4 separate regions of the Homo sapiens genome follow, and regions 1, 3 and 4 are each linked to region 2. A link is a loop called in an ENCODE intact Hi-C map of the cell type or tissue named here. Cell type or tissue: heart right ventricle. All regions are shown on one strand. Region 1 has its middle 20 kb from the start of MYEOV. Region 2 has its middle 23 kb from the start of SMIM38. Region 3 has its middle 57 kb from the start of SMIM38. Region 4 has its middle 53 kb from the start of MYEOV.

Region 1 (8,000 bases), 140 kb after region 2:
CTGTCCCAGGCCTCTGAGTTAGGGTACCGGAGGGAGTCCCACAGGGACCCCATGGTGGCCCTGAGATGGCAGCAGCATTGTGAGCAGAGGTCAGCACTGGCCAAATGTCCTGCGAGCAGAGGAGTCTGGAGAAGGGGACGGGGCTCTCTCTGAAAAGACCAGAAGCCTGGAGAAGGGGATGTGGCTCTCTCTGAAGGCACCTGGGTCCCCTCAGCCTACCTGGGTCCCCTCCTCCCAGGGGCTGCCCCCTTTCCTCCCATCCCATGCTCAGTGGGAGTTGCTCCCAGGCCCCGGCTCTGGGGCTTGCTTGCCACGTCGTGGCTCCTACATCCTTTCCATGTCCTCTGCAGCCCCTCCAAGCCAGGCCCAGGATCCCCTAGACTCCTGTCCTGTAAAAATCGCCAAGTCTGGCCAGTAGTCATGGCTCGCGTCTGTAATCCCAGCACTTTGGGAGGCCGAGGCAGGCAGATCACTTGAGGTCAGGAGTTTGAGACCAGCGTGGCCAACATGGTGAAACCCTGTCTGTACTAAAACTACAAAAATTAGCCGGGCATGGTGGCAGATACCTGTAATCCCAGATACTCGGGTGGCTGAGGCAGGAGAATCGCTTGAACCCGGGAAGTGGTGGTTGCAGTGAGCCAAGATCACACCACTGTACTCCAGCCTGGGTGACAGAGTGAGACTCCAGCTCAAAAAAAATAATAATAAAATAAAAAAAATCACCAAATCCCTCACCCATGCCAGCCTCCCAGATGGGCTCCAGGTGGAGACAGAAACATGATATCCAGAGAGTGGCAGGGCTCGAGCAAGCTCACGTCCATTGGGACACCTTTAGCCAGGGAGATTCGGGCCCAGATGAACTGAGCTTATTCTCTTCGCTTCGCTGCCTTTCCCTTCCGGGCTGGGATGACTCAGTTTCTGGGGCCAGAATCTCAGTCCACTGAAGTCCGAAGGGCCTTGGGTGATGGTCCCAGCCAGTGGGGTCCAGAGATCCCTGGGGCTCTGAGTGGGGTGTGTCAGGGACTGTGACCAGGGGCTGAGGAGGCTCCATCTGGCTGCCTCAAAGTAACTCCAAGCTTCTCTGCCATGTATTTCCACTCCAGTCTGACTGCTGCTCATAGCAGAGATCAGGTACTGGCAGTGCCACCTCCCCGATCACATGGCAGGTCAGTGTCAGATCTGGGGACGTCCCCAGGCCCTTGTCTTTGCCCAGAGCTCTCCCCTGGCTTCTTTAGTGGGGTGGGAAAAGGAGCTACTGGTCTACCTGTAGCTGCCCTGACTGAGAGGGAGGAGGGAAGAATGGCAGGGGCTATGCTGGTAGCTGTGACGTAGGAGCCCTGGCTTGGCACTGAAGGAGGAGAGAAAGGAGCAGCCTCCACAGCTTGGCCAGGGTCCTGCCTGGGCCACCACCACTCCTTCCACCTGCCACAGGGCTGTTTCACAGCACCAAGGATACAGGCTCCGTGAGGTGACCTGACAGTCTTCAGGCAACGTCCACACCACAGAGCTGATATGGTTGACCCTTTAGTATGGGTGCTCTCCCTCTCAGTTTGGCCTAGGCTTTGGATGTTTGAGAGTCTCTTCTCCAACTAGAGTTAGATTGGAAGGAGAGCCACCCATCCACTCACCCACTTAACTTCTCATCCATCTCGCCATTCATCTTTCTAGCCTTCATTACAACCATCTTTGTAGCCATCCACATGTCCATCTGTTCATTGATCCATTCATTTACTTGTTTATCTATTCCTCTATCCAACTGTTAGTTATTCATTCAAAGCCCTTTCTAACCATCCATCTACATGTCCACCCACTCATTTATTCATCTTCCATCCACCGATTTACCTATTCATCCAGCCACCCATCCATCCATCCATCCATCCATCCATCCATCCAGTTACCCATCACTCCTTCAATCATCCATCCATTCTACCTATCTGTGTTTACCTTTCTAGTCCTCACGCATTCACTCATCCACCCATCCAACCATTTATCCATCATTCATCTACTCATCCACCTGTTAGTCCATGTACCAGTCTATCTGCTTATCGGTCATCATTCTAACCACCTATCCATCTATCCATCCTGCCATCTTCTCACCCCACTCATAAATGTGGCACTCTGTCCATCCATCTGCCCACCTGTCCCACTGTCCATTCACCTATCCATTCATTGATCCAGCCAAGCATCTATGGACAGATGCCACGAGGCTACCATTATTCATCGCAGAGCCCAGAGTAATGCTGTGTCTTGGATTATATGACTGCTCTTACTTGGTAGATGAAAACACTGAGATGAAATACAGGGGCAGCATACTTATTGGGAATAACTACTTAGGGTCAGAGAAACCTGAGTTCAAATCCTGACTCTATCATCCCATTAGCTCTGTGGCCTTGGATCAGTCATTTACTTCTCTGTGCCTCAGTTTCTTCCTGTGTAAAACAAGAATAGGAACATCTAGAATGTTATGGAAATTAAAGCTAAAACATGTATTATATTTCTTTACAACAAAATAAGTCTTTACTGAGTTTGGCTTTCTGGAGGAATGGTTGTTACAGGTGGGGCTGTGCCCATGGCTGGCTCCTGGAGACTCCTGGGCTCTGGCCCTGGCTGTGCAGATGGCCATTTGTCCTTCCTGTGCAGCTGACCAGTGCCAACAGCAGGGAGGTCTCTGGGGCCATCAGTGCCATCTGACGCTTGCTGCTCAGATATGGCCGTAGCCTGCAAGGCAAGTCTGGTCTCCCCCGCCCAGAGCTGGTGGCTGCAACCTGAGCCTGCAACCCAGAGGCCTTTGGCCCATGCTCCCAGGACGCAGAGTTTCCTTTGGCCCCTTCTGCCGGTGCACCCCCACCCAAGCCCAGCTCCTGGGCACAGGATGTGTGTGCACTTGGAGCAGAACAGAAATCAGAGCTGGAGGCCTCTGAGCTGCTGTCTCCCCGCCCACCAGGTAGGCCTGTCCCTTCCCCAGGGTAGGTAAATACAGGGTTCTATTTACGTGGCAACGCACGGGGCAGCCAGCGGTGGCAGGTCGGTGGCTTATGCAATGGCAGCGTGGCGCTTGGCAGCTCTGGGGTGCCGTGGGAAAGGGAGGTCTCCCTCATGATGTGACTTGTACCCTAGTCCCGCCCTTGGGGGTGACACCCCGTTTGGACCTGGTTGCCCCAGACAGCCCAGGCAGGCAAGAACACCTGGGCGCAAGGCCTCCCCTGTTGCTTGTCGGCTGGGCTCCAGCCCTTCCTGCAGGACTTTGGGGAGATACGTATTATCAGTTGCAGCATCCACAGGGACCTCCACCTCTAAGAACTCACCAGGTGCCAACACAGCTTCCACGCTTTGTCTCACTTCACCCTCCCTTTGTAGACGGGGAGACACAGAGAAGGGTCTCAGTGTGCATGGTCTCACTCTGCAACCATGCTCTAGGGCTGAAGCCACTGCTCTGGGCCAATTGTCCTCAGCCTGGCCAGGGCTCTGCCTGGGTGCGCCATGGCTTTCCCAAGTCCCCTCCTCCTGGAGGATAGTGGGGCAGCCGAATGCCAGGCAGCAAAGGACCCTCTCCCCACTTTCGCCATCCCAAGGCTCTAGCGGCTAAAAACATCCCCCACCCTGAACTGCTCTGCCAGCTTGAGGCTACCCCCTCTGGAAAGCCCTCCCTGACCTCCAAGTCCCAAGGTTGAGGCTCCCATGAGACCCTGAGCCCACCTCTCTGGACTTCAGTCTCCTCTCTGCCACAGGAGAATAATGGCTTTGAACTTGGAGCCGTCTCGCGGGTGAAAGGAGAAAATCATTGCAAAACTGCTCAGTATCCCACAGGCAGGAAGGGCTCAGCACCCGAAGTGTTCAAGCTATGTCCTGTGGCAGGTGGATGCTTCTACATCACCCGTCCTTGTCAGAAAGCCCTTCTGCAGGCAGCAGCTGCATCTTGCTTCCCTTTGGTCCCTTTCTTGATGCAGGTCCACTACTGTGGAGAGAAGGGAAAAGCCACTGGGCACCAGGTGGGTGGATGGGTGGACAATTGGAAGAATATTTGGACACGTGATCTGATGGCAGGAATTGAGGAAGGAGGGAGGGAAGGAGGACAGCAAGGCAGGGAAGGGAGAGGAGAAGAGAAAGCACCAGCCTTATAGCTCGGTCTACCCTGCAGTCCCTGGAGCCAGTCTGGGGCTATCCCAGCTCACCACACAGTTGCTGCCTGGCTACCCCTCTCTGTGTCTAGTTTTAATTTTTCATCTATCAAAGGGAACATAGCTGAACTAGCCCACTCTGTAGTGCCCTTGTGAGGATTAAACAAAGGAATCATGCAAGAGGACTGTCATGGTACAAGGCTCTCAGTAAGTGACACTTGAGTGTCCTTCCTCCCCAAGCAAGCCGGCTCCAGTTCCCAGCAAGGCCAGGTAGCTGCACGGCCATTCCTGCACTGGGCGTTCCCCCTGCCCGCCTCCCACGCTAGCCCTCCCCACTTGCTTGTTAAAATCCCCTGGATCAGTGCCTCTCCCAGGTATGTCCTGGTTATGTAATCACCGCCCGAGCAGTTACACACCAACTTGAGCTCTTTGCTGGCTCCTGTTTACTCTTTGGCTCAGGGGAGAGTTCCATTCAGAAGAAATTGCTATTGCTTCTCAGCCTTCCCATGGGAAAGCAGCATTAGGGAGGGGTTCAGTGAGCCAGCAGGAGTGGGGGGAGTGGAGGCAGGGGAGGAGTGGGGGGAGCAGGCCCTCACACAGCTCAGGGCTTGCTCCATACGCACAGCTTGCCAGCTACTTTATCTCTTTAAAAACAAAAGTCTCAAATAATTTTTTCACATGACCTCATTTTCTGATATACCTGAATATGGTTAAGAGAAAGGTGGACGATGACCTCATCCCATTCCCTATTCATGACTTGTTACCGTGTTTTGTTGCCCTTGCATTCATTCATGTGTGTTTGCATGCATCTATATACACATCCATCAATCCATCTAGTCACCCATTGATCCATTCATCTATTCATCCATCTATCCATACATTTATCCATCCATCTAGCCATCCACCTACATATTTATCCATCCACCCACATCTCCATCCATCTATCCATCCATCCATCCATCCACCCACCTATACACTCATCCATCCACCCATCCATGTACACATCCATCCATCCATCCATCCATCCATCCATCCATCCATCCATCCAACCATCCATGTATCAATCCATTTATCCATCTATCTATCCATCCACCTATGCACCAACTCATCTACTCATCCATACACACACCCACCCATCTACCCATCCATACACATACCCACCCACCCCTTCCTCCCTTCCATCACATAACATTTGTTGAGTTAATAGTAAAAGAAATAGTGGACTGGGTGTCCTATGACCTGATTTCCATTCTCAGTGCAACCCTTGTGCTGAGGCCAAGTTTGGGAGGGACATCTACCCAGGTCTGAGTCTCAGATATGCCATTTTCTCTTTTGTTCTTGGCCAAACTCTTTCCCTCTTTGAACCTCAGTATCCTCATCTGCAAAACAGGGCGATAAGGATTCTTGTCTTATTATTGGAAGGACATAAAAATAATGTAGACTTGGGAGTTCCTGGAATCATGTGAGCCTCCCGTGGGGACTCTTCAGGTCCTGTGCTTTCGGTGGAGGTGCTAAGATGGTGCAAGAGGAAGCCCTTGCTTTGGAGCTTCCTGTGCAGTGGAGCAGAGGAAGAACCAGCCAGGACTGGTGGGGTCTGTGTTGGATGGAGGTGGAGAAGACTGAGGGGCCTAGGCCACAGAGGGGCACAGCCTCAGGATAGGTCTTGGTGGCCATGGTTGGAGGATTAGATTCAGGCTTTCAAGCAAGGTAGATAATGGCTGCATTGGTATTTTGGAAGGACCCCTCTGTCTGCTGTGGAAGAAAACTAGTAAAGAGACTTGCAGTTGCCTGACTAGACCATGAGACTGAAGAGTAGGGGGTGACACTAAACTTCACAGACACTTTTCCTCCTGAATGCTGAAACTGTGCAGGCACCAGAATCACTGATTTAGGTCTCAGGTGACCCAGATCACACTGGATCTCTGGTCCTTCTGTAATATGGCATTTGTGCCTTATCTTCCCAGCCTGCGTCCCTGGCAGACATTGCTAATCAATTGCAGCTCTCTTTCCCCAGAGCCTAAAACTGTGTGGTCTAGTACAGTAGACACTAGCCATCATTTAAATATGGCTCTTTAAATCTAAATCAATTAAAATTAAATAAAATTAACAATTCAGTTGCTCAATTGCCAGAGTCACATCGTTTCGGTCTTTCTTTTTTAAATTTAGAGATAGGGTCTCACCCTGTCACCCAGGCTGGATTGCAGTGGTGCAATCATTATAGCTCATTGTAACACTGAACTTCTGGGCTCAGGCGACCCTCCAGCTTCTGCCTCTCAAGTAGCCCAGACTAGAGGTGGGCATCACCAAGAACAGATAATTGTTTATTTTTTGTAGAGTTGGGGTCTCACTATGTTGCTCAGGCTGGTCTTGAACCCCTGGTCTGAAGCTATCCTCCCACCTCAGCCCCCTGAGTAGCTGGGGCCACAGATGTGAGCTACCGTGCCCAGCCTACAGCCACATTTCAAGTGCTACTATAGCTATTGGGTACCAGATGGGACGGAGCAGGTACAGAGCATTTCTATTGTCAGAAGAGTTCTGTTGGTCTGTGCTGACCTCAGCCAGGTCCCATAGCCAATTCTGGGTCAGTGAGGAGCTGGGAAGCATAATAAGCAGCCTCTGCGCCTCTCTGGGCTAAGCAGTGGTGAATTTAGCCCAACTTGATGCCCCCCATGCTCATATCTCATGGCAGTTTTTCTTTCTACCTGAATTTTGCACGTAAAATCAGACTTAAAAAAGCAAAGTCCTTCTGGGCTGACCCTTCTCAAGTTCACTTTCTTTTTTTCTCTCAAGAAAAAAATTTTTAAAAAAAGGAAGTAGGAAAAGCCCAGCTTTGCCATGGGCCATAGATGTCACTGCAAGTGTCATTTCAGTCCTGAGCTCACCTGGCCTCTCCAGCCTCCGGAGGCTGCATGCTTCTGTTTTTACGTCTATTTTTAGTGCCCCTGGGTGAATGTCATTGCCGCCAGAGGCTGACATTTCATACTGTGGGAATCTTGACCTGCTGCTGTTCCGTTGTCAGTTGAATCTGCTTTGTTATGCCCCAGAAGGAAAGAACAATGATCATTAATAATCGGCAACTTCTGGAAAATCGGAAATGGAACCTCTGTGATCCGAGGCTGCCCTTAACCCCAGCTGTGCTGCCTGCAGCGAGCACCACATGGCTGGTCTCCAGAAGGCTCCACAGTTGCCAGAAGGTTACACCCTGGGGCTGCCAGCCGGTTGATGCAGGGCAGGTGGGCAGTAGGCAGTGGGCTGGGAGAGGGCAGACCTTGACCCTCAGTCATGTGACTGGGGTGGAGGAGGCTGAGGCAGAGTGACAAGAACTTGGTGAGGAAAGTGTCCAACTGCATAGAGACTTGCGGCCCACCTCCAGAGACCAGCACAGGGGACACCCTCCGGGGGCAGGGTAGAGGACAGGTGGGAGGAGGGGAAGGTGCCCTGTTCTGGATGGGTGGGTGGGGGTCTCACCTGGGCTGGGGAGTTCGATTCAGCCAAGTGTCTGAGCCCCTGACCCTGGGTTGGGTTCCGTGCTGGGTATTGTGGGGCACAAAGGGGAATGAGAACCGGGTAAGTGGTGGGAATTAGTGGGACCCTGGAGGAGCCCTAGCCAGCTGCTGGCTCATGGGTGGGGACTCACGGCTGCAAAGCCTCACACCTGCTGGCAGGGAAGACATTGTGGGTTCCCCCAGCACAGACGACTCCTTCAACCCCTTTGGGAGTGTGGACGGAACTGGGACTGGCCTGGCCTTTAGGGAAGAGGGGCTGTGCTTGTATCTCAGGCTCAAGTCACCTTTGACAAGGGAAGCAAAGGTCCCGGGAACAATTCCTTCTTTTCACACTGGGTGACCTGGCAGGAGCTCCTGCTGGAGCTGACGGAGGTGG
Region 2 (8,000 bases):
GAGGGCTGGGCGTGGTGGCTTACACCTGTAATCCCAGTACTTTGGGAGGCCGAGGCGAGTGGATCACTTGAGGTCAGGAGTTTGAGACCAGCCTGGCCAACATGGTGAAACCTGTCTCTACTAAAAATACACAAAATAGCTGGGCATTGTCATGCATGCCTGTAATTCCAGCTGAGGTGGAAGGATTGCTTGAACCCAGGAGGTGGAGGTTGCAGTGAGTGGAGATCGTGGCAGTGCACTCCAGCCTGGGTGACAGAGCGAGACTTCATCACAAAAACAAAAACAAAAACAAAAAACAGAAAACAAAACCACAGTGAGATATCTCATCCCACTTAAAATAGAAATAAAATTATCAAAAAGACAAAAACAACCAAACAACAAATGCTGGTGAGGATACAGGGAAAAGTAACTCTTATACACTCTTAGTGGGAATTTAGAATAGTGCAGCCATTATGGACAACAGTATGGAAATTCCTCCAAAAATTAAAAGCAGAACTACCATATGACCCAGCAATTCTGCTAGTGGGTATGTATACAAAGACTAGGAGATCAGCATGTGAAAGAGACATCTGCACCCACATTCTCACTGTAGTGGTAGTCACAATAGCTAAGAGATGGAATCAACCTATGTGCCCATCAATGGATGAATGCATAAAGAAAATGAAGTGCAAATACATAATGGAATACTATACGGCCATAAAAAAGAATGCAATTCTGTCATTTGAGGAAAAGTGGATGAGCCTGGGGACCAGGGAATGGGAAGGGTGACGGGGAGAGGGGAATAGGGAGAGATTGGTAAATGGGTACAAAATTACAGTTGGGCAGAAGGAATGAGCTCTAGTGTTCTATGGCACAGTAGGGGGACTACAGTTAATAATTTATTATATATTTCAAAATAGCTAGAAGAGAAGAATCAGAATGTTCCCAACGTAAAGAAGAGATACATGTTTGCGGCGATGGACATACCAGTCACCTGCTGTGATCGTTACTTGTTGAAATGGGATCATATACATGTATTGAAATATCACATGTGCCCTATGAATATGTACGTTATTATGTGTTAACTAAAAAAAAAATCCCCACAAAATTCACATCCACTTGGAGCCTCAGAATATGACCTTCTTTGGAGATAGGGTCTTTGCAGATGTAGTCAAGTGAAGAGGGGGTAGTTCTGGAGCAGGGTGGGCCCTGACCCCATGGCTGGTATCCTCATAAGAAGAAGAGATCCAGAGACACAGGCCGGGAAGACCATGTGCCGATGGAAGCAGAGGTTGGGGGGATGCGGCCATAAGCCAGGGAACGCCAGGAACCAGCAGAAGCTGGCAGGGGCAAGGAAGGACCCTCCCTGAGAGCCTTCAGCGGACCCAGCCCAGCCGACACCTTGAGTTTGGATTTCTGCCTCCAGAGCTGTGAGAGAATAATTCCCACAATTCTGAGCCACCTGTGGTAATTGGTTATGGCGGGCCCAGGAAATAATACAATGTATAATATTGATCTGTCTCTACTCCGGCATAGTTAGATCAATAGAATTCTTTGCAGGGTGCAGTGGCTTATACCTGCAGTCTCAGCACTTTGGGAGGGCTAGGCAGGTGGATCACATGTGGCCAGGAGTTTGAGACCAGCCTGGGCAGCATAGTGAGACCATCTCTCTACAAAAAATACAAAAATTAGCCAGGTGTGGTGGTGTATGCCTGTGGTCCTGGCTACTAGGGAGGCTGAGATGGGAGAATTGCTTGAACCCTGGGAGGTTCAAGGCCGCAGTGAGCTGAGATTGTGCTGCTGCACTCCAGCCTGGATGACAGAGTAAGACCCTGTCTCAATAATAATAATAATAATAATAAAATAATTTTTTTAAATGGAAGAAGGAATCTAAGTGTTCCTTCAAGGTGATGAACCTTGCCATTCCTGGGTGGGGGCCTTGATGGCGTGATGAGAGTGGGTGTGGGGGTTTGCTAGGTAGGTGGAATCTGCATGTGCAGGGAGGCGGGCCAGGGAAAGAGATGGAGCACTGGAATCAGAATCTTACGTTCCAGTCCTGGCTCTGCCATGTCTGGCTGTGTGGCCTTGAGAGGGAACATGACTTCCATAAGCCTCAGCGGCCGCCTCTGTTAACTCAGGCTCCCCACTGTAGAGGATGCTCCCAGGGAGTCGGGGAGGAAGTGCTATCCGATCCCAGGAAATGCAGCTTGCAGAAGCCCAGGAAATGCAGCTTGCAGAAGCTCAGGAAATGCAGCTTGCAGAAGCCCAGGAAATGCAGCTTGCAGAAGCCCAGGAAATGCAGCTTGCAGAAGCCCAGGAAATGCAGCTTGCAGAAGCTCAGTGGGGGGCCTCGAGGGCTGGCCGGTTCTACTGCCTGCTCAGGGATCGGGGCACCTCATAAATAAGGATATCTGTCTTCTGGAGTTTTCCATCCATGTTTCAAAAGAGCCGAGCCCTCCTTCCTTCAGAGGGTGTCCTCCCCAGCATTGTGTTCCCCTGTGACCGTGTTTCGATGTATTTTATCTATTCCTGACTTTGGAGGCCTGGTGATGTCAGAGGCCTGTTGGCTTGTGGTCCCTGCCGGCTCTTGTCCTGGAGGTCCTCTTAGCATCGTGCTGGTCCTAAACAGAGGCTCAGAAGGCTGTCCCCAACCTCTGCTGTCCCGGAGCCCCTTCCCTCTGGGTGTCTGTGCATCTAGGCCAGGCCTTGCTCGAGGAGGGTGCAGGCAGCCTGGCAGGGGAGCCTCTAGGCATGAGCTGGCCAAGGTCCCTGGCACTGTCCGAGCTGCCCAGGGGTGGCCCGGAAAGGTTCCCAGACTGCGATATCTCGATGGGCCACCGTGTCTTAGCATGGGCCGCCTGGTTTTCCACAGAAGATGTCTGGCCAATCCTAGAGCCACCAAATTTCCAGGCAGTGGGCTGTCCCATGTTCCCAAGAACAACCCTGGGCTGGCTGCCACACGGCTACTAGCTGTGTGTCAGGCCTACGTAGATGTACTTTGCATACACTATCTCCATTAGAGACTGGGGTGTAGATAGGATTGCAATCCACAATTCCCAGATGAGGAAACTGAGGCACAGAGAAGCTGGTAGGTGGCCCAGCCATGATGGGAAGCTAGGGTGGGAAGCGCTGAGGGAGCAGCTCTCCTCCTCAGGTATTCAGACCTGCCTAATGGTGCAAATGCCTCAGCCACATTCCTGCCTCTAGGTGGGGCATCTTGCACGTGTGTTCCCGAGGGCTTTGCCTGCTGGCTGGGAATTCCTGGGCTAAAGAGCTGAGCACTTGCATTTTCTGACTCCCATAACTGTTGGTCAGAACCGAGGTGGGGTGTAGAGGTCCTGAAGCCAGCCCAGAAAGGTCTGGTTTCTGACCCACCCACCAGCTGTTGCCTTTCCCTGCAGACCGGGAAACGCGGTGTGGACTCTCACTGCTTCTCCGGCTTGGAAACGGCGTTCCTGTCTTTGCCTTCTCCCTGGGGCTGGAATCCCTCCTGGACAGGCCTAAGGCATGTCATGGGTCCCCCTCCCTCCCTGCTGTAACCCCAGAGCCCCCATGGGGAACCCGCAGCTTCCATCATCCTCAGGGGCCCAGTGTCCCAGGAGGGGACTGTGGAGAGGTGTTTGTACTCCTGGGTGTGTCTGGGCTGCCACTTGCCCAGGGTCTGGGAGGTGACCTTGTGCCAGATGGGGCTGGAAGCTCCCTGAGGGTAGGGGCGGGGCTTACCCTGGTGCACCTGTGTTGCACGTGGCCTCGGATCTCGTTCCTGTCATGTCTTGGGGTCTTTTCTATTCCCAAGGTTGTCGTAGGAAGGCGTTTGCTGACAAATGAGACCTGGCTCCCTCCAGATTCTGATTCTGTCCCTCTCTTCGTGAGCCTGGATGGGTCGGGCCCCCTGAAGCCTCATGCTTTCCTCCGGAAAACGGGAGGAGGAGGCTGGCTTGCTGATCCCCAAGGTCTCTCTCAGGACAGCCTTAGTGGTTTGGGGGGTGATGCTGCAGTCAGGCCTGGGTGGAAGTCCCAACTCCATTCCAGCCTCCCTGGGTGGCACTGGGTGACCTGGCACCTCCAGACCTCCGTTTACTCATCTGTAAAATGGAGAGAACCCAGGGCCCCCTGGGTACCTGACCACAGGGAATGCAGCTCCTTGGTTGTTCAGCACCATTTCTGCCACGTAAAGAGTGTTGCTCCTCTTCCTTCAATGTCATTACTTTCAATGATGAGGAGAGTGAAGTGATTTTTTTTTTTTTTGGGTGGAGTGTTATTGAGCCATAATTAGCACACAGCAAAAGTGGCTCTTTTTACAGTTTGGTGACTTCTGACAAAGACACAATCGTGCAACGACCACTGTAGTCCAGGCATAGTACAGCGCTGTCTCCCAGAAGTCCCTCAATGCTGCCCCTTGGCCGTCAACGCCTGCCCCCACCCCAGCCCCTAGAAACCAATGACCTGGTTTTTATTCCTGTGGTTTTCCAGCATGTCATAGAAATGGAAGTGTGCATTGTGCAGCTCTCTGCCTGTGACTCTATCACTTGCCATATGCATTTGAGATTCACCCATGTTGTTGTGTGTATCTGTAGATAGTTCCTTTTTACTGTTGAATATTGTGTGACCATTGCACGAAGGCTGGGTTGTATGAATATGCCACAGCTTGCTTTCCCACATACCAGTTAATGGACATTTGAGTTGTTTCCACTTGTGGCTGCTATGAATAAAGCTGCTGCAAACATTTGTATCCGGGTCTTTGGGTGCACATATGTTTTCTTCTGGGCACATGCCAGAAGTGGGATTATCACTGGATTGTATGTTAAGTGTACATTTAACTGTATAAGAAACTGCCAAACTCTTTCCTGACATGGCTGCATCGTGTTACGTTCCCAACAGCAAGGTATGAGAGTTCCAGTTGCTCCACATCTTTGTCAACACTTGGTATTGTCAGTTTTAAATTTTAGCCACTTTAGTAAGTGTATGGTGGTTTTAATTTGCCTTTCCTGACTCTCTAATGTTGTTGAACATCTTTTCAGTTTGCCATCCAGTTGCTTATTTGCTGTCTGTTTTCATCTTTGGTGAAGTGTCAGTTCAAATTTTGTGTATTTAAAAAATAGGCGTTGTTTTTCTTATGACTGAGTTGTAAGAGTTCTTCTATGTTCTAGATGAGAGATATTTATAATGTACACAATTTGGAAATATTGTCTCGTAGCCTGTGGCTTGTCTTTTCATTTTATTAGCAGTGTCTTTTGAGGAGAAATTTCTGTTTTGATGAGGTCTAATTTATGATTTTGTTCTTTTATACTTTGTGCTTTTTGAGTCCTACCTAAGAATTCATGCCTGTCTCAAAGTTGCAGAACTTCTGCTCTGTTTTCTTCCAGGCTTGTAGTTGTAGGTTTTACATTTAGGTCTGTGACCCTTTGGTGTGAATTCACTTTTGTCTACAGTGCCCTGCAGTGCCCACGTCCTGTGGCCACCAGCAGCTGGCCAGGCTTTCCCTGTCACAGTTGCCTTTGTCCACCTGGGCAGCTGGCTTGGCCAAGTCTTCTTTGCCACCTGTGAACAACAGATGTGAAGCTGTTGGGCCACCCTGCGGGTTTTGGTGCTGGTGTCAGCCTTTGCCCAACTGTTTGTCCTCAGAACTGCAGGGTGACTGTATTAGTTCATTTGCACATTGCTATAAGGAAATACCTGAGATTGGGTAATTTATAAAGAAAAGAGGTTTAACTTGCTCACCATTCCACAGGCTGTACAGGAAGCATGGCTGGGGAGGCCTCAGGAAACTTACAATCATGGCAGAAGGCGAAGGGGAAGCAGACATGTCTTACATGGCTGGAGAAAGGGGAAGAGAAAACAGAGGGAAGAGCCACACACTTTTAAACAACTGGATCTCACTCATAGTGAGAACTCACTCACTATGACCAGAAAAGCAAGGAGGAAATCCACCCCCATGACCCAGTCACCTCCCACCAGGCCTTTCTTTTTCTTTTTCTTTCTTTTTTTTTTTTTTTTTTTTTTTTTGAGACAGAGTTTCGCTCTGTTGCCCAGGCTGGAGTGCAGTGGTGCAATCTTGGCTCACTGCAACCTCCGCCTCCTGGGTTCAAGTGATTCTCCTGCCTTAGCCTCTTGAGTAGCTGTGACTACAGGCACGTGCCACCACACCTGGCTAATTTTTTGTACTTTTAGTAGGGATGGGGTTTTGCTGTGTTAGCCAGGATGGCCTCGATCTTCTGACCTCCTGATCTGCCCACCTCAGCCTCCCAAAGTGCTGGGGTTACAGGTGTGAGCCACCACGCCTGGCCTCACCAGGCCTTTCTTTCAGCACTGGGAATTATAATTCAACATGAGATTTGGATGGGAATACAGAGCCAAACCATATCAGTGACCTTGTCTAGGGGACCCCAAGGCTGGATCCTGCCCACTGCTTAGAAAATGCAGTTGCTGGATGAGCCACCACTGCTGTCCTTTCCAGCCCCGGGCAGCTGCTGCTTGCCTGTGACCCAGGAGTTCTCCTCCTCCTCTCTGTCCAGCCTGGAGGCACCTTCCCTATCTGTGTGTGGGCTGAGCCACCCAGCCCAAACACAAACATTTTTATCAGACTCTACCCACTCTCCTCACCCGCCAGCAGGTTCCTGGCCCCATTTCTCAGGGTGGGGGGAGTGAGTTATTTGTCTAAGGTGGAACAGTGTGAGTGGCAGAACTGGGAATCGATCCCTCGATGCCATGTAACTTTCCCAGGTCAGGTCTCACCACGTCAGGCCGCCTAAATCTGCATCCACGCGGGAACCTGGGTGTGATTTAACCAATGTCATTGGCAGGAGCTTATTTCAGGGTGAGGGTGCTGCCGGTCCCCCTCCTGGACAGTGGGTCTCCTCCGGGTTGCAAATTTCTTGTGTTTTGTGTCTCTTCCCTCAGTGACCCAGGAGGCTCTCACGTGGAGTCCCCAGAACAGCATCAACTCCTCACGATGCTCCTGACGGTGGTGGACAGACTCTCCATGCCCCGATGAAGTTGTGAGTCACATACATCCCCGTCCACAGCACCCGGTACTCAGTAGGTGGTCCCATAAATGTTTGTGGCACAAGTGAATGAACTTGGAACCATCCATCTAGTGGAAATTGTAAATTATAACAAAACCCAATGGACCGTGAAAGCCAGGGTCAAGGCTGGGGCCTGCTGAGGCCCTGTCATCGAGGGAGTTTTTGTGCTGGTAAAGATGATGACTGCCCTGGTGCAGGGCCCGTGTAGCCCAACATGTCTAGTCCGTGGCGGGCTCTTACTGGGGATGAGGGGCCTCCAGGAGGAGCAGGCCTGGGCACAGACTTCTGACCTGGGCACAGTTGGGAAGGGTGACAAGGGGTCAGAGCAGGCTCTTGGCCTCAGGTCAAAGGACAGGAGTCCTCCTGACTCTGCTGTGTCTGAAGCCCACAGTGAATGCAATGCAGAAAAAGCAGTGCTTGACCCTTTGTTTTCTCCGGGGTTAGGATCCCTGATATGATTGGGCTGTGTCCCCACCCAAATCTTGCCTTGAATTGTAATGATCCCCACATGTCAGGAGTGGGGCCAGGTGGAGATCATTGAATCACGGGGGTGGTTTCCCCTGTACTGTTCTTGTGGTAGTGAATAAGTCTCATGAGATCTGATGGTTTTATAAAGGGGAGTTCCCCGGCACATGCTCTCTCTTGCCTGCCCCCATGGAAGATGTGTCTTGCTTCTCCTTTGCCTTCTGCCATGATTGTGAGGCCTCCCTGGCCATGTGCAACTGTGAGTCAATTAAACTTCTTTCCTTTAAAAATTACCCAGTCCCAGGTATGTCTTTATTAGCAGCATGAGAACAAACTAATGTGATCTCACAGAGAGCAGCGCTGGTGGTCAGAAGGAAGCTTCTGTGTTTGAGGAGGGACACTCAGGTCCCACCCCAAGCCCATGCCGTGACCTGGGGCTGCAGTTATTTTGATTCCCATTATGTGGGGAACCAAGACCCAGAGAGGGAGGACACTTGCCTGGGACTGCCCAACTTTGGAAGGAAGATCCTG
Region 3 (8,000 bases), 80 kb after region 2:
GAGGGGCTTCCTGGGCACCCGCCGTGTGCAGGCTCTGCGTGAGGCACAGGGTTCGGGACTCAGTGGTGAATAAACTGCCATCCCCTTGTGGGGAAGAAGGGCAGGTGCACCTAGCTTACGCGTTCACTTGACAAGCAAGTATTGAGTGCCTTCTGTATACAGGTCTGCAGCTGGTGCTGGGGGCCGGCCTTTGGATCTGGTGTCCACCCCCTGACCTGGGCCCAGGCCCTCCCCATCGTCCTCTGCCGTAGGAGGTATCAGAGAGCAAGTACCTTCCTTAGTCACACCCATCACGTACATAGTGGATGTGCCTCTTTTTCGGGGCAGGGGGTAATCTTAATCACCAAGCAATTACTAAATGCCGACCATGTTCTCAGGCTTGGCAGAGGTGGGTGCTTGTTACCCCAAGGGACAACCACTTCCCTCCATGCTCCCCACCCCACCCAAGACCCTTCTCCACTCCACTCCTGACTGCCGCCTCCCACCTCTGCCCTGGGTCGCTGTCTTTATTGTCTTCCTCAACATCTTCCATGGGAAAGGCCAATGGCTTGAAACAGGATTGACGAGACACCCGGGGCCTGCTCCACACCCGTGGGCTCCTGGGCGTGCACCCAAGAGCCTCCACCCCTGAATGGCTGGCATCCAGGTGGGCTTCCCATAAGGAGCCCCCTTCTGCGGGCCTGGGAGGGTGGGGAGCCTGTGGCGAGGTGGCGGGGAAGAGAAAGGGCACAGGTGCCCCCTCACTCCGAGCCTATCGGATCCCGGAGACTTGCAGGCTATAGACCTAGAGGTCCAGCCAGGAGGGCTGGCAGGGACCATGAAGCAGGAGACGTCAGGGCAGAGAGAATGCCTTTTAGAGCCAGATAAATTCTTACTTCCCCTTTCCCAGCTGCGTGACCCTGGGAAACTTCAACACTCCGTGTCTCAGTCCTCTCATCTGTAAAATGAATCTGATGAGAACTGTGTAAGAATAGAGGTGTGTGGAGAGCTCTCTGGTGCCAGGCTCATGGCAAGACTGTGGTGACACCAGCCATCGGAAGGCAGGGAGGCTCCTCTGTGGACAGCTGGATGCACAGGTGCGTAGCAGGAGCTCAGGAGGGTGTGCCCGCGGAGTCGCAGGTAAGGGAGCCACTCCAGATTGCAGAGCTTGGCTTGGAGGTGTCGCCTCAGGAGGGTCTTCCATTGCCTGGAGACCCCACATAGGCCCTCTTCTTCCTTCAAACACAGCCCCCAACCTCTCTGCAGGGAAGTCCTCCCTGACCTTCCAAACCAGGGCAGACCCTTGTCTGGGCTCCGTCGGCCTGGACATGGTGCCATTTCCCACTAGTGGGGCAGAAGCCTGTCTACTTCAGTCTCCCTTGTGTCCCCAAGCAATGGGGACTTGAGCATAAACGTTCATGAGTGACACATTTATATTGATAGGCAGGGCCACACTGTGGGAGGAGCTGGTGGCCTGAGAACCCCTGTGAACAGCAGGGTGACACGTGGCCTCTGGTGATCCCTTTTGGGAAACGTCTGAGAGTCTGAGGCTGTCAGGCCCCTGACGCTGACTCATGGCTGGGACAACCTTGAGAGAGTCACTGCTCTATTTCCCCATCTGTCAGCCAGGGGCTTGGCATGGGTGTTCTCTGTGGGTCCTTCCAGCACTGAGGTTCTGAGGTCATTGTTGCAGGGGTAGACGACTCTGGGGTGGCAGGTGGGGCTGCCGTAATCTTGGGGGAATGAGCTTTGCTTTAGGTGAGGCTGTGCAGAGGCATCTGTGTCGAAGGAGACCAAGGCCTGCTCTGCTTGCCTCCCTGCAGCTGGCTGGGCTCCTTGCTCTCCAAGGTTCCTGGACTTTCCTCCAGACCCGAGTGCAAGCTCCCTGTGGCTTCCACCCACCGCTCACAGGAGTCTCTGCAGCCACCAGACCCAGAGCCCAGACACCATCCACTGTCGGGGAGAGGCACGTGTCCACAGCTTCCTGGAATGCAAGGCTGCATGTGGCCAGGGCTGCTGCCCGCTGAGGGGCAAGTGCATGCCTGGAGACCACAGTAAGGAGCCAGTCTCATGCTCTGGGAGTTTAGATAAGGCTTCATGCCCCTTGGAGCCAAACCTCTGAATTCCATGGAGTTGTTGGGTCAAAGAGCTTGCCTAGGTCTGAGTTGTGGATACCTGTTGTCAATGAGCTCTCCACAAAGGGGTTACCATGATAGGTCCCACCACCTGTACCTCTCCTCTCCAAATTTCACCACTGTTCTTTCACACCTTTGCCAATTTGGTAAGTGCAAAATGATATTTTAGTTGTCTATGCTTACACTGATTGGAGGAATGCTTTAAGTTTGATTATTGGTAAGTGAAACATTTTGTTACCTGTATTTACTGATCCCACTTTCCTTTTATGAATGTCCCAGTTACATCTTTTGTCCATTTTTCTATTATTGTGTTTCTTGTTCTTACTGATTTGTAAGAGCTCTTTGTATATTCAGGTTATGAAGAGGGTCAAGGTTTATTCATGAATGACATTTCTCTTTTCTGAAGGGGGCAAATGGAGCATTTACTCCTTTCTCAAAGTGAGCTGATATTTGAATTTATTATTGTCTATTTTTCCATACTCTGTTTTACACTTTTCTTTGCACTTTGTAGCTGTCTGGGCACAGATGCCACCGAGAGAGCTAGAAAAAGTCACAAGGAGATCTTGGTCTCAGAGCAAAGGGCCCGCATGTAACGGCTTTGTAGGTCCCAGTGTGCAGGAGAGGATGTCTGAGTTCATGCTCTGGGTGCTTTCCCTGGCCGGCAGATGACAGGGAAGGAGCAAGCCCCAGTCCCTCCCCAACACACACAGCCCCTGCCCCCGACCAAACACGAAGTCACTTCTTTGGGGACAAGCAGATTTTTCAAACAAAGTTTGCCAAATATGCACATTTTTTTTTTTTCTCCAGGGCAGATGCAAACGGTCTTTTCAAATCAGTTTGGAGGAAAATAAATGAGCCCACGCTGAGGCTTCAATAAATCTTTGCGTAGCCACAAGGGTGAGTTTTGGGCCCGATGAAGGGCCCAGTGTGTGGCTTATGAATGATGCCCAGTGACGGCTCTGCTGCCCCCGCCTTCCCCTCTTCCCCTCCTCCGTCCCCCAACCCAATTTAAACTTGGACATTAATGTTTTAAGACAAAGGGACCTTTGGGCATTTCTCCCCCTTGTGGAGGAAGTCTCTCCGGTGAATTATTTGTCGTGGCTGTGCTCGGCGTGTGATGGGGGCTCGTGTCTCCGAGCCAGGGCCTGTCTCCAGGAGATGATCCATGTGCCGCCCTCCTGCCCTGGGGGCTCCAGGACCCCCAGCCCCAGATGCAGACAGGACTGTGGTCCCCCGAGGGGATTATTCCTCCCTGCCTGCCATCCCTGCTGGATCCTGGATCGTGCTGGCAGCAACCCAGTGTGGCTCACATAGACATCGCCTCTTGATGGGTCTCCCTGCCTTAGTCCCCATCCATTCTCCAAAGTGGGGGTGGCCGAAGGATGGCGTGAGAGGCTCTGAGCCTGCCTTTCCCCTGAATATCCCTGGATCAAGCCCAAAGCCTTAGCTTAGCATCCTGGTGACATCTCTGCTCTCATCTCCCTTCCTCTCCCTGGTGTGGACACTGCACCCACCACCAGCTCTGAGCACATGGCCCATTGGCTCTGCAGGGGCCCTCCTCTCTGTCTGCAGTGGCCACCTTGCCACCAGGCCCACCTGAAGGAACCGTGCCTCTCTTTACGGACTGACCCCAAGGTTTGCCCATGCTTGGAGGTCTGTCTGACTTTGCTTTCCTGATGCCTGGCAGTGGACCACCATGCCCACTTGTCGGTGGCTGTGTAGCTCATACTCACTCCATCTGGCAGTTTCCACCCACCGAGGACCACTCAAGTTTGCCCCACTCCATGTCTGCTGTTGGGAGGGGATGGTGCATCCCACAAGCAACAGGAGCCACGGAGCTGGGGGCTGGGGCTGTCAGCCTGGATGGGCCAGGAGGGGACCTTGCTGTGCCTAGTGGAAGAGTAGGTGGTCCCCTACTGGCTCCAGGCCGCTGGGTGGGTCACTTGCCCATCCCTGCCTGGGTGTCTATAGTGGGTGTTCCCGCCAAAATTCATGTCCCCCTGGAACCTCAGAATGTAACCTTATTTGAAAATAGGGTCTTTGCAGATATAGTTAAGTAAGGATCTTGAGATGTGGTCATCCTATATTGGGGGAGGGGACAGTAAATACAATAAATGTCCTTGGGAAAGACAAAAGAAAAGACCCAGCCACAAAGAAGAAGGCCATGTGGAGACAGAGGCAGGGATGGGGGTGATGTGGCTACAAGGCGTGGAACTCAGAGCCCCCAGAAGCTGAAGGAGGCGGGAAGTTTCCTCCCAAGAGCTGCCAGGGGTGGGGCGGGGCAGAGGTGGCATGCGGAATGCTCTGCCCACACTGGATGTATGAATCTGTTCTCATGCTGCTAGTAAAGACATACCTGAGACTGGGTAATTTATAAAGAAAAAGAGGTTTAATGGACTCACTGTCCCACGGGGCTGGAGAGGCCTTATAATCATGGTGGAAGGCAAAGGAGATGCAAAGTCGTGTCTTACGTGGCGGCAGGCAAGTGAGAGAGAGCATGTGCAGGGGAATTCCCCTGTATAAAACCATCAGGTCTCGTGAAACTTACTCACCAACACAAGAGCACAGGAAAGACCCATCCTCATGATTCAGTTACCTCCCACTAGGTCTCTCCCAGGACATGTGGGGATTATGGGAGCTACAATTCAAGATTTGGGTGGGGATACAGCCAAACTGTATCACTTGATTTCAGGATCCTGGCCTCCAGGAGTGTGAGAGGGCAAATTTCTGTTGTTTTAAGCCACCTGGTTTGTGGCAATCTCTTCCAGCAGCCCCAGGAAATGAACACAGGGTCCATTGCCAACAGTCCTAAAATCATTTTTGAAGGAAGCATTTCTCAATTTCCAGGTTTCCTTCAAGTAGAGCAGGTCCTTTCCACTGCTGCCACCCAGAGCACTCGTCTGTGAGCCCAGAGAGCTTCAGGCACCATCTCCTCTGCCCTTACAGCTGCCCTGGAAGAGAGAGGCCCATGTTGCCCCCTCTTCATGGACCAAAAAATTGAGCCCCAGAGAGATAGGCACATGATCAAGGCTTCAGAGCTTGACCACTTGGGCTGACTCCCTGTGACTTGGGCCAGGCCACAGGGGGAAGCAGCAGACAGGCTGTCTATATTCACAGAATCTGGTTTTGTGGCTCCACACACTGCTTGTACCTGGGTGGGAGCTGGTAGACTTCACTGCTACCAGAATGTTCACCCAGGAGGCAGTCAGAATGCATTGAATGAATGACTGCCTGACTATGAAGGAATGAATTGATGATGCAGCCAGTCTGGCAAACTCCAGGGATGACGATCACTTTTACCATTTGGACCAACCAACCAATCGGTTAAATTACCATTCAGCCAACCAACCAACCAACCAACTAACCAACCAACCAACCAATCAATCGGTTAAATAACCAACCAACCAACCAACCAACCAACCAACCAACCAACCAACCAACCAACCAATCAACCAACCAACCAACCAATCAACTAACCAATCAGCCAACCAATTCAATAAGCAACTAACTAAACAACCTAACAACCAACTAACTAATTAACCAATTAAATAACCAACTAACCAACCAACCAATTAAATAACCAACTAACCAATTCAATAGCCAATCAATTGATCAATTAACAAACTCATCTCTCCCTCCCTACCTTTCTGCCTTAATGGGAGTGGCTCTTGTTCCCCTTGCAGGGCTCCCAGTCCATAAGTGCCTTTGGCATACTCCATTTGGGAAGTGGACAGCTCATCTCATTTTCTAAGAACACCTCTGGATTATGCCCCTTGGTGATGTAGCCACCTTCCACTCAGTGATGGTCAACATCTGGAGGTGTAAATAGAATACAGATGAATCCAGACTTGGAGCAGGCCATGGGGTATTCTTAAAGACTCCATGTGTGTCTTGGAGTAGCCCATGTCATATTCAGAATCACAGCTGGGGCTCCAAATCCCACTGGCCTACCCATTAATCTATCACTGTAGACTAGTGGTAGAATTGGTGACCAGATATTCTAGTCTGGGATATGATCTTGGGATCTTAAGAGAACTTTCTGCACTTCAAGGTCCAGTTTCTTCACCCAGAGAAGGGGCTGCCAGGTATACCACGAGATGAGAGTTCCTCCACAGGGGGACACAATTGCAGCAGAGATGGCCAAGGGCAGGAACTCCTACTATCCTCATTTATATATGAGGCAAACAAGACTTGGAGAATTCAAGTGACTTGCTCAAGGTAATGCAGCCAGCCTCAAAGAAAGGGAGCCGAGATTAAAACCCTGGCCCACATGCTCCAGAGCTGGGAGGCTTTTCTGTAGGCCCATCAGGAGATAAGTTATGTCTCCTGGCTGAAGGCCACCTTCCACCTCCCAGCCCCCAAGCCAATTGCATCAGACATAAAGATTTGTTTCAGGGTGTCTTGTTGGTTTTCCAGCTCCAACCTGGCTCAGGATCTCCTTTTGTTTTTTGGACTCATTCCCAGTGCAGAGGTGCCTGGGCTATTAATAGCAGAGGAATCTGGGCTCCATCACCAGCCTTTCCATCCATCCATCCATCCATCCATCCATCCATCCATCCATCCATCCATCAGTCCATCTCATATCTATTTGTCTCCAACATCTGGTTTAGTATAAACATCGATAGAATGAACAAATGCACCAGTGGGCCTTGTGTTGGACACTTTCTGTGTCCTGCCTCAAATCATCTCCACCTTCCTTACTGCAGCCCTTCTGCTGACAGCTGGCTGCATGGGGGCAAAAATCTGACAACACCCACTCCTGCTGCCACAGTCTGTCCTTTCTGCTCTGGGGTTCTCTGCTGCAGTGCCTTTGGGAGCTTCTCAGCCATCTGACTCATGCTGGCGAGGTGTGCACTCTGCAGCAGCGCCAGCTGTAAGACACACCCTCAGATGGGCTTGTCCTCTTGCCCTGTTTCATGCCTCCTGGTCCCTGTTTCTGGGCCTTATCCCCAAAACGTGACACTTGAGTAAGCCCTTTTCTAAGGCTCAGGCAGATCCAAAAGCACATTTAAATATTTTCAGGATTCTGCCGATTTAGAGCAACTAGGATTCCAAAGAAGGAAAACTTACTCAATCAGTTTATTGTCAGAGGCTCCACATCATTCATTTGTTTATTCATTTTTTCGCTTATTCATTCAGTCAGGCCACAAGTTTCTTCAGGACTGGGATCATGCTTGTCCCCATTCTGTTCCTAATGGAGGCTATCCATGTAGTAGTCGCTGGCAAATAACTCTTAGTGACTTAAGTTCAGGAGGCAGAAGCATGGTGAAGGGGGCAGATACTGGGCCAGAAAGACATGCATTCCAATCCCAGCTCTACCACTTTGTAGAAGTGGGGTCTTGGGCATGTCATTTCACCTCTCTGAGCTTCAGTTTTCCCATATGCAAAATGGGCATAAAGATAGCAATTTGAGGGGTTCCTGTGGGGCTGCAATGAGACCTCATGCATCAGGCCCTTCACACAGAGCCTGGCGAGGGCTCATGGTGAGGGATGGGCTGTCACTAATGTGACTGGGAGCAAGCAGCCTTGGGCAGTTGGGCTGGATGTCTGGGGCCTGGCACCCGAACTCTTTTGGCCTGCCTCAGTACCCGAGGCTGCCCGACACATTTCTTGGCCTTAGAAACAGCCAAGAAAATCAGCAGCCCCTGGCTCATCGGTAGAAACCCAAAGAAACAAACACCTTGGTGGCCAGGAGGGGATGGGCACCTTGCCCTCCCAGCGGGACAGCTGACAGCAGGCCTGATGCAGTGATCACAGGCATCTGTGGGGGTGACTAGCCTTGCCCTGGCTGTGTGAGACATTTCCTTGGGAAAAGTCTTGCTCCTTTATGTGCATGTCAGCTGGCTGTGAAATGAGAACTTCTGAGAGGCTTAAAGAAACCCACCC
Region 4 (8,000 bases), 110 kb after region 2:
GGCAAATAGACATAGTTAATTAAGTCAACAGAGAAATAGAATTTCAAAAAATATTCTATTAAGGACCAAATGGAACAAAAAAAAGGAAAGGATAAACATAGGGGAATATAAAAGAGAAGACAAATGGACCTAAATTCAACTATATATAAAATTATGCTAAAAAATTTAACATTCTGAGAGAGAGAGAGAGAGGAAGAAGACTCAACCTGCTGTCAACAAGAGACACATTTTAAGTATAAAGACACAGATAGATTGAAAGTAAATAGGTGGAAAATGATATACCATACAAACGATAAGCATAAGAAGGTTGGTTGAAGGGGTTATATTAAATCAGATAAAATAAACTTCTAGGCAAGGTGCAATAACTGGTATAAAGAGGAACATTTCATAAAAAACATAATAACACATGTAATAAATTACTTAATAGCAAAGGGACATTCATAAGGAAGATACAATAGGCTATATATATATATCTGTTAATGGATCTTCAACATGAATGAAGCAAAATTTGACAAAATTGCAGGGTGAAAAAATATCCACAAATATGATTGGAAATTTTAGTACCTATCTGTCAGCAATTGATAGAACAACTAGACAGAAACTGAGAGAAGACATGGAAAAGCTAAGCATAAGTATCCTATTAACTGCCTTTGTTGAATTGATACTTATAAAAATCAACATCCCCAAGGAGAGAATACACACTTTTTTCATATTCATTATGATGGACTATATGCTGCACCATACATGAAAATTGTTACTGTTCTTGTCTTTTTCCCTCTGTGTATAATGTGTCTTTTTCTCTGGCTGCTTTCAAGATTTTCTCTTTATCACTTGTTTGATTACAATATGCCTTGGTGTAGTTGTCTTTACCTTTTATCCTGCGTGGGATTCCTTAGGCTTCTTGGGTCTGTGGGTTTAGAGTTTACATTATATTTGGAAAATTTTCAACCATTGTTTCTTCAGATATTTTTCCTGTCCCCTTTGTATTGATCATCTTATGCTACATAAATATTTACCCCAAAACTTAGTGGCTTGAAACAATAAGCATATTATCTCACGCAGTGTTCTGTGGGTCAGAAATTTGGTAGAAGCTGAGCTGGGCACCCCTGGATCAAGGTCTCTCATAATAAGTTTACAATCAAAGTGTTGGGCTGCAGACATCTAAAAGTAATAGTTCTTTCCCAGATGGGCCTGTTTAGAGGGCTGCTTGAGTGCTCTCATGACATGATGGAGGCTTCCCCAAGAATGAATGATTCAAGAGAGAATAAGACAGAAGCCACAATGTCTTTTATCGGCTTGCTTTCCTTTCTAGGAGTTTGCTTTGGTCAAGTTGGTTGATTGTGTTAAGTTGTCTGTGTTCCTCTTAATTTTCTGTGGAGTTGTTCTGCCAGTTAGTGAGAGAGAAGTGTTAAAATCTTTGCCTAAAATTGTGGATTTTTACATTTCTTTTTTCAGTTTTGTCTGTTTTTGCTTAGTGTGTTTTGAAACACTCTTATTCATTGCGTACACATTTAGAATGGTTATATCTTGGTTAAGTGACTTTAGCATTATGAAACATCCCTCTTTATATCTTTTTCCGTCCTTTTACTTTAACCTATGTGTATATGTGTATTTAAAGTGGATTTCTTGTATACAGCACATAGCTGGGTGTTGATCTTTTATTCAGCCTGACAACATCCATGCAGAATTTTGATGGTGACTTAAACTTTCCTCTAAGTCAAAATTGCCACAATATGTTCTGTGTCACATTTTTTCAGGACTTCAGAGGATATGTCTCTCTAGAGGATGTGTCATCATTGCAAATCCGTCCTCTGCAGTCAGCAGGGATGCTTCCATTTTATAGATGAGGGTATTGAGCTTCCACGAGGGGAGGTGAAGTACTTGAGTCCACTCCCACGGCCACCAGAGGTTGAAGCACGACTCTCTGGCTCCTGGCCAGCCTTCCTTTTCCCATCACAGCTGCAGCTGTGGGGAAGGAGGATGATTCTGAACTGACCCTGTGGGTTGAGATGGAGACCTCCAGCTTCCTGGGAAGAGTTCTTCCTTCTTTGCAAAAATAAATGAATTGATATAGGCCATTTTGTATTCAAATTAGATTGGTCAGGGGCTATTTAAGCAACCACATCAGAAGGCTCATTTTCCCTTTTGACATTAAAGTGTCTTTTCCAGAAACTGTAGGAGGTGGGGTTTCCCTAGAATGAGTTGACAGCTTGTACCTATTGTTAAAAAAAGCAAAAAAAAGAAAAGCCTTGTACACCTCTTCCCACATCTTCAATGGTAACAGAATGAGCATAATCGAAAGAGGTTTGTGATGATTATTTTTTTTTTAAGAGAAAACACTCACAGCCTTCTGCCTGGTGTAAGGCTGAAATAGGGCAAAAGGGGAAACTGAGCATGAGCAGGGCATAGAATATCAAAGGCAGTAAGTCCTTTTGGCCACATCTGGACTCTTCTCCCATCCCACAGAAAACCTCCCCAGCCAGTCTGGAGGTGGGTGGATGGCGAGGGTCCCCTTTCATAGGTCACTTGATCCGCTCCTTGCCCACCCCTCCTGCCCACCCTCTGCCGGCTTAGGTTACCCCTGGAAACCACCCACATTTTTCATCTGTCCAGAGAAATCAGGAGGGGACGAACACCTCTGTTGGGTTTTCCAATCAAACACTGGGGGAACGGAGCATTTTAATCCTCAAGAATCTCCCCACCAGCGAAGTGAACCCCTGAGAGGCACTGTGGATGTGCAAAGGCAAGCCCTGTCCCCGATGGCCCAGCACTAAGTGGTAGAGATGACATGGTCATGACAACACCGAGGCTCAGGCATGAGAGGTGTGTCAGCCCCATCCTGGGACACTGCGACAGTGGGGACAAGGAAGACTGCTGGTCAGAAACAGGGTTCAGAGGCAGGCCCGACTGACATTGACAAAGCTCCTTTCATGTGCTGCTATAGGAGGCAGGTGGGCTCTGGGATCATTTGGCAGCTTGTACCTATTGTTAAAAGAGGAAAACAGGCCAGGCGCAGTGGCTTACGCCTGTAATCCCAGCACTTTGGGAGGCCCGAGGCAGGCGGATCACGAGGTCAGGAGATCGAGACCATCCTGGCCAACATGGTAAAACCCTGTCTCTACTAAAAATACAAAAATTAGCTGGGCGTGGTGACGTGTGTCTGTAATCCCAGCTACTCGGGAGGCTGAGGCAGGAGAATCGGTTGAGCCCGGGAGGTGGAGGTTGCAGTGAGCCGAGATCGCGCCACTGCACTCCAGCCTGGTGACAGAGTAGGACTCCTTCTCAAAAAAAAAAAAAAGAAAAAAAAAAAAAGGAAAACAAAATATGGTAAATATCTTGTCACCTCTTCGATGTAGGATGGCATGAGATGACATAAGCCCAGTTCTTCCAAATGTCCCCATTTTACAGCAGAGGAAACTGAGGGTCAGGATCTCTTTGGGCACGGTTGCAAAGAAAGGCCTCCTAGAGAAAGGGGCCTGTGTGCAAGCCCAGGGGGATGGGGGGTGAGGCTTAGAGCATTTCCCGTGGGTGGAAACAGTGAACAGGCCTCTGGAATCAAGCTAGCCCATAACCTGCCCGGGGCACAGCAAGTGGTATGGCGAGAACAGACCAAGTTTTGGGTGCCGAATAAGGATGAGGTAAACCAGGGGCAGAGTTTTGGAATCTCAGCCCAAAGGAGTGGCCTGAGTCCAAGGCTGGGGGAGCATGCACCTGCTGGTTGCTGACACAGGTGATCCTGGCTGTGTTTTTGTTAAGACTGGCTTTGTCGTAGCTCCATGGATCTGGGCACAATCCAGAGATGTTGTCTTCTTGCACACTCATTTTACAGATGAAGAAATCAAGGCTTGGGGTAGTAGAGAACTTTCCAGAAGTACAGGGCAAGTTTGTGTCTAAGCAAAGCTGAGCCCTCTGCCCCCTTGTGGTGATCTCCTCAGCCCCGTTCTCATCCTTCCAGGGCAATAGTCTTTCCTTGGGAGTAAAGTTCAACCTCAGTTTGGCCCAGACATTTGGCTTTTCCCAGTGGTGGCAGAATTTGTGGGATCAGTGTGTGTGTGTGGTGGGGGCAGGGCAGGGGGCTGAGTTAGGGAGCTTAGGGATGGGCAGCTTCTCCCACATCCATAAAATTGGGGCGTTTACCAATTCCCACAGCTGGTATAAATACCCTCCCTGGTGCTTAGCAAAGGCTGCTGGGAGTGGGGTTGCCCCTGCCCGACTCAGATTCTCTTAAAGACCCAGGAGAAACACTTGCATTGCAATGAGGTCTCTATGTCCTCAACCATTGGACTGAGCACCTCCGCATGGGAATGTCTGGAATTGCAGGTTTTGAAGGCCTAAATTAGGGCTGTGAATGATTTTCTTCAAAATTCAGGGGCCTGTGGGCATGGCCACAACCCTCACCTGGATGCCTGTCCTCTGTTCACCCTCTGTTCTCTTTCCAGCAGAACATTCAGCCCAGCCTTGGGTGTCAGGCATGTGCCTGCCTCTCTGACCTCATCTGGTGGCCAGGCTGTGGGAAGGGAAAACTGGAGGAGTCTTTGGGGGCTGAGCCTCTGGGCATTTGTAGGAGGCACCACCAGGGTGTCAATGAAGATAATGACGCTGAAGCTCCAGGCCCTTCATTTGCATGGGCCCATCCCACAGTTCAGCGTGGGCTTCCCTGCCCCTACGCTGAAGGATGCTCCTTGACTGTGAGTGGGACTGTGGGCTGTGGCAACCTGGTAGGTGGACCTCATGGATCACTGACTCTCTCTCTTGGCTCCAAGGAGGAAGATGAAGCAGTCGCTGCTGCGCTTCCTGCTCAGGGCCATGGTGCCCAGGCTTTATGGCCATCTCTTCCCTCCAGGACCAGAGGGAATGAGGGCCTGGCTCAGTTGGCTTGGTTGCCCAACTGTGGTCATCAGGAGGGTGAATGATGTCAAAGAACTGGTGTCTCTTACAGATACCCTGCCCAGGCAAGAAATTGTAGAGGACATTTCAGATACGGCCTTGCCAATAACAACACATGTAATTGAAAGAAATTTCCCTAAGACATCAAAAGTAAACAAACTGCTTTTAAACAAAACAAACAAACAAAAAACATGTGCTGGAGGACAGACTGAAGCATTTTTTATTCGCTCTGTGGAAAATCATATTACGAAATCATTGTCATACAAATAAGCAATCAAAGAATATGCAGCCAAAAAAAATGTAGGAAAAGGGTATTATAGAGGTGGCCGAGGCAGTTACTTACTTGTGGAATCATATGCTATTTTTCTGATTTGATACTTATGGTTTGTTCAGCTTTTTACAAATTTGTCATTTCTTTCTCATTCTAAATGATTTTTTTTTTTTTGCACTTTGTAGCTGTTAATTTGGTGTTATTTTTCTTAAATAAGCCCTCCAGATTGCATAACGTTTAGGCCCCCAAAGTCCAGACCACTCCAGTTCCCAGCCTCACCATTTGTTCAGAAATGAGCTGCTTGCTTCCTGCTTTCACTCAAGACCTTGGGTGAAAGCAGGAAGCAAGGCCGAGGCTGTGTATTATTGCACTTCCCGTAAGGGGGTCTGCTTGAAAGAATATTTCCCATCCTCCTAAAAGGAACAAAAGCTGTTGCAAGTATTGAATTCCCTAGTCACAGGGTTTGTGGGGATCTGGGGTCCACACAGAGGCCTCTGGGGAGAGGAACAGAGGGAGGCAGAGGGGTGGGGGAAGGGCTCTGTGAGAGCTGGGTCAGACCAGATGGCAGAGCAGGTGGTCAGGTGAGAAGGGCCAGGGATATCCTCCCCTCCCACTTCCCTGGGGATCTCCAGGCCTTGCCCTTTCCCAGCTCAGGACAAGATGCCAGGGGAAGCTGGCCTTGTGTGGCACTACTAGCCCCAGTGAGGCTAACATGGGGGTATGCAGGCTGCTTTATGACAGCAGTGTCCTGATGTCTGGGGCATGTGAGCATCCTTGTGGTGTGTCCCCATGTGCACACATGCATGTGTGCCCACATGTGAGAAGGAGGTGGGGGCATTGCTGCCAGGAGATGGATCATGGGGAGAGAAAGAAACTCTTTTTACCAACTCTTGGAATCAGGCCTGTTCATACATGATGGCATTGCTGGATCTGGGGATGTGTCTGTAGATGAATTTCAAGGTCTCTCTTGGCTTAAAATTTCTAAGAATCCCAAGCAATTACCTTGCAGGAGAAATATGGGAAAAGCCCTTTTTTAGTCTGTCCATTCATGCATCTTTTTATTCAATCACCTATCCGTTCACTGACTTAGGCATCCATCTACCCACTCACACATTCACCCATTCACTCATCCATCCAACCATTCATCTACTCATCCAACCATTCATCTACCCATCCATTCAGTCATCCATTCACTTGCCCATTGACCCACCCATCCATCCATCCACCCATCCATCCAACCATCCATCCACCCACCCATCCATCCATCCATCCACCCATCCATCCATCCATCCATCCATCCACCCACCCACCCATCCATCCATCCATCCATCCACCCATCCATCCATCCATCCCCCCACTCAACTGATGCTCATTGAACCACACATTGTGCTGAAACATGCTCTGGCTGCTGAGTGTTGGGGACATAGGTGAGTCAGACATGGTCTTTACTCTGAGTCTTAGTGCCATTCTGAAGAAAGATCAGGGGAGAAACAATTGCAACAGGACAGGGTCCATGGTTTGGTTGAGGCCAGTGAAATGGGAACCCCAGGGAGCTCCTAACTCATCCTGAGATAGACCCAGGAGGAATTCACAGAGCAGCAGGCCAAGGGAGACAGCTCTGCTCAGCCTCTAGGGACAGATGAAGTATGTGGCAGTCAGCTCCAAGTCCATGTTGGTCACCTGTTGGCATTCACACCCTTGTGTGGTGTCCTTCCACCTTGAGCCCAGGTTGGTCTGTATGATGGAGTCAGTGCAGCAGAGGTGACAGCATGTGTCTAGGCCATAAAAGGCATTAAGCTTCTGCTTTGGCCTCATGAATCCCTCTCTCTGAGGGAAACCAGCTGCTATGACATCAGGACACTCAAGAGGCACATTGGCGGGGAACTGAGGATTCCTACCAGCAGCCAGCACTCACTAGCCATGAGGGAGCTGCTTTGGAAGCAGATCCTCTGGCCTGGTCAAACCTCCAGAGGACTACCCCTCCAGCTGACATCTGCTTGTATCTTCATGAGAGACCCTCAGCCAGCACTGCCTAGCCCAGCCCTGTGATCCACAGAAACTGTGAGAGTAGCAAATGTCTATTGTTTAACCCTCCATGATGGGGGAATTTGTTACACAGCAATGAATAACTGATACATGGGGCATGGAGGGAAACCTGGCGATGCCCTGGTGCAGTCCCCATGGGGGTGAGGTGGAAGGGATGTAGCTTGGGAGGGCCTTCCCTGCTGAGTTGGGGACCTCACCCCTCAGCCTCTGGGCCCTGTGGAGCCATGGCAAGCTGATGCATGATAAGCTTTTGTTTAATGAAGGTCACTCTGTACAGGGGGTCGTTCACTCCAGGAAGCTATCCTTGACCACCTCCCTGTATCAGGCCGGGCTGCCTGCCTTTATAGGATCCCCAAGCCCTGAACTTGCCCTGCACTGCACCTGTTATTAGTCAATATTGTGATGGTCCAGCTGACTATATGTCCCCACTACTGGACTATGTGCTTGGGGTGAAGTGTTAGTGTAGACAGGGCAGTAAATATGTCTGTCTTGCTCACGGTGTAACCCCAGTACCATGTATAGGACCTGCTATGCAGTACGGACTTTGATATGATTTGGCTCTGTGTCCCCACCCAACTTTCATCTGGAATTATAATCCCCATGTGTCGAGGGAGGGACCAGGTGGGAGGTGATTGGATCGTGAAGGCAGTTTCCCCCATGCCGTTCTTGTGATAGTGAGTGCGTTCTCATGAGCTCTGATGGTTTTATAAGGCAGTCTTCCCTGCTCTTGCTAGCTCTCTCTTTCCTGCTGCCATGTGAAGAAGGTCTTTGCCTCCCCTTCACCTTCTGCCATGAT

What was found. Peaks named below come from ENCODE experiments on the same cell type or tissue, not always from the same donor. Only the 100,000 strongest peaks of a DNase experiment are listed, where the experiment ranks them.
Region 1: it touches region 2 in a loop (2.3-fold over the local background); 11 of 110 quality-filtered maps call a loop at or near these places.
Region 3: it touches region 2 in a loop (2.8-fold over the local background); 19 of 110 quality-filtered maps call a loop at or near these places.
Region 4: a loop joins it to region 2, with 2.1 times the contacts of the local background. A loop is called at or near these places in 7 of 110 quality-filtered maps.

What each region holds. Positions count from the first base shown.
Region 1 is chr11:69,270,267-69,278,266 of GRCh38, forward strand. No RefSeq gene overlaps it. Among named protein-coding and RNA genes, the nearest start is that of MYEOV, 20 kb to the right of the region's middle. In heart right ventricle, no CTCF peak of the experiment used is centred here; no DNase peak of the experiment used is centred here.
Region 2 is chr11:69,128,556-69,136,555 of GRCh38, forward strand. No RefSeq gene overlaps it. Among named protein-coding and RNA genes, the nearest start is that of SMIM38, 23 kb to the right of the region's middle. RefSeq lists an enhancer at 7,516-7,565. In heart right ventricle, CTCF peaks have their summits at 3,164 and 3,377; DNase peaks (open chromatin) are centred at 2,876 and 3,196; H3K27ac peaks cover 1,892 bases.
Region 3 is chr11:69,208,999-69,216,998 of GRCh38, forward strand. No RefSeq gene overlaps it. Among named protein-coding and RNA genes, the nearest start is that of SMIM38, 57 kb to the left of the region's middle. RefSeq lists an enhancer at 1-457. In heart right ventricle, CTCF peaks have their summits at 3,180 (motif pointing left) and 3,389; no DNase peak of the experiment used is centred here.
Region 4 is chr11:69,236,970-69,244,969 of GRCh38, forward strand. No RefSeq gene overlaps it. Among named protein-coding and RNA genes, the nearest start is that of MYEOV, 53 kb to the right of the region's middle. In heart right ventricle, a CTCF peak has its summit at 3,923 (motif pointing left); a DNase peak (open chromatin) is centred at 3,912; H3K27ac peaks cover 473 bases.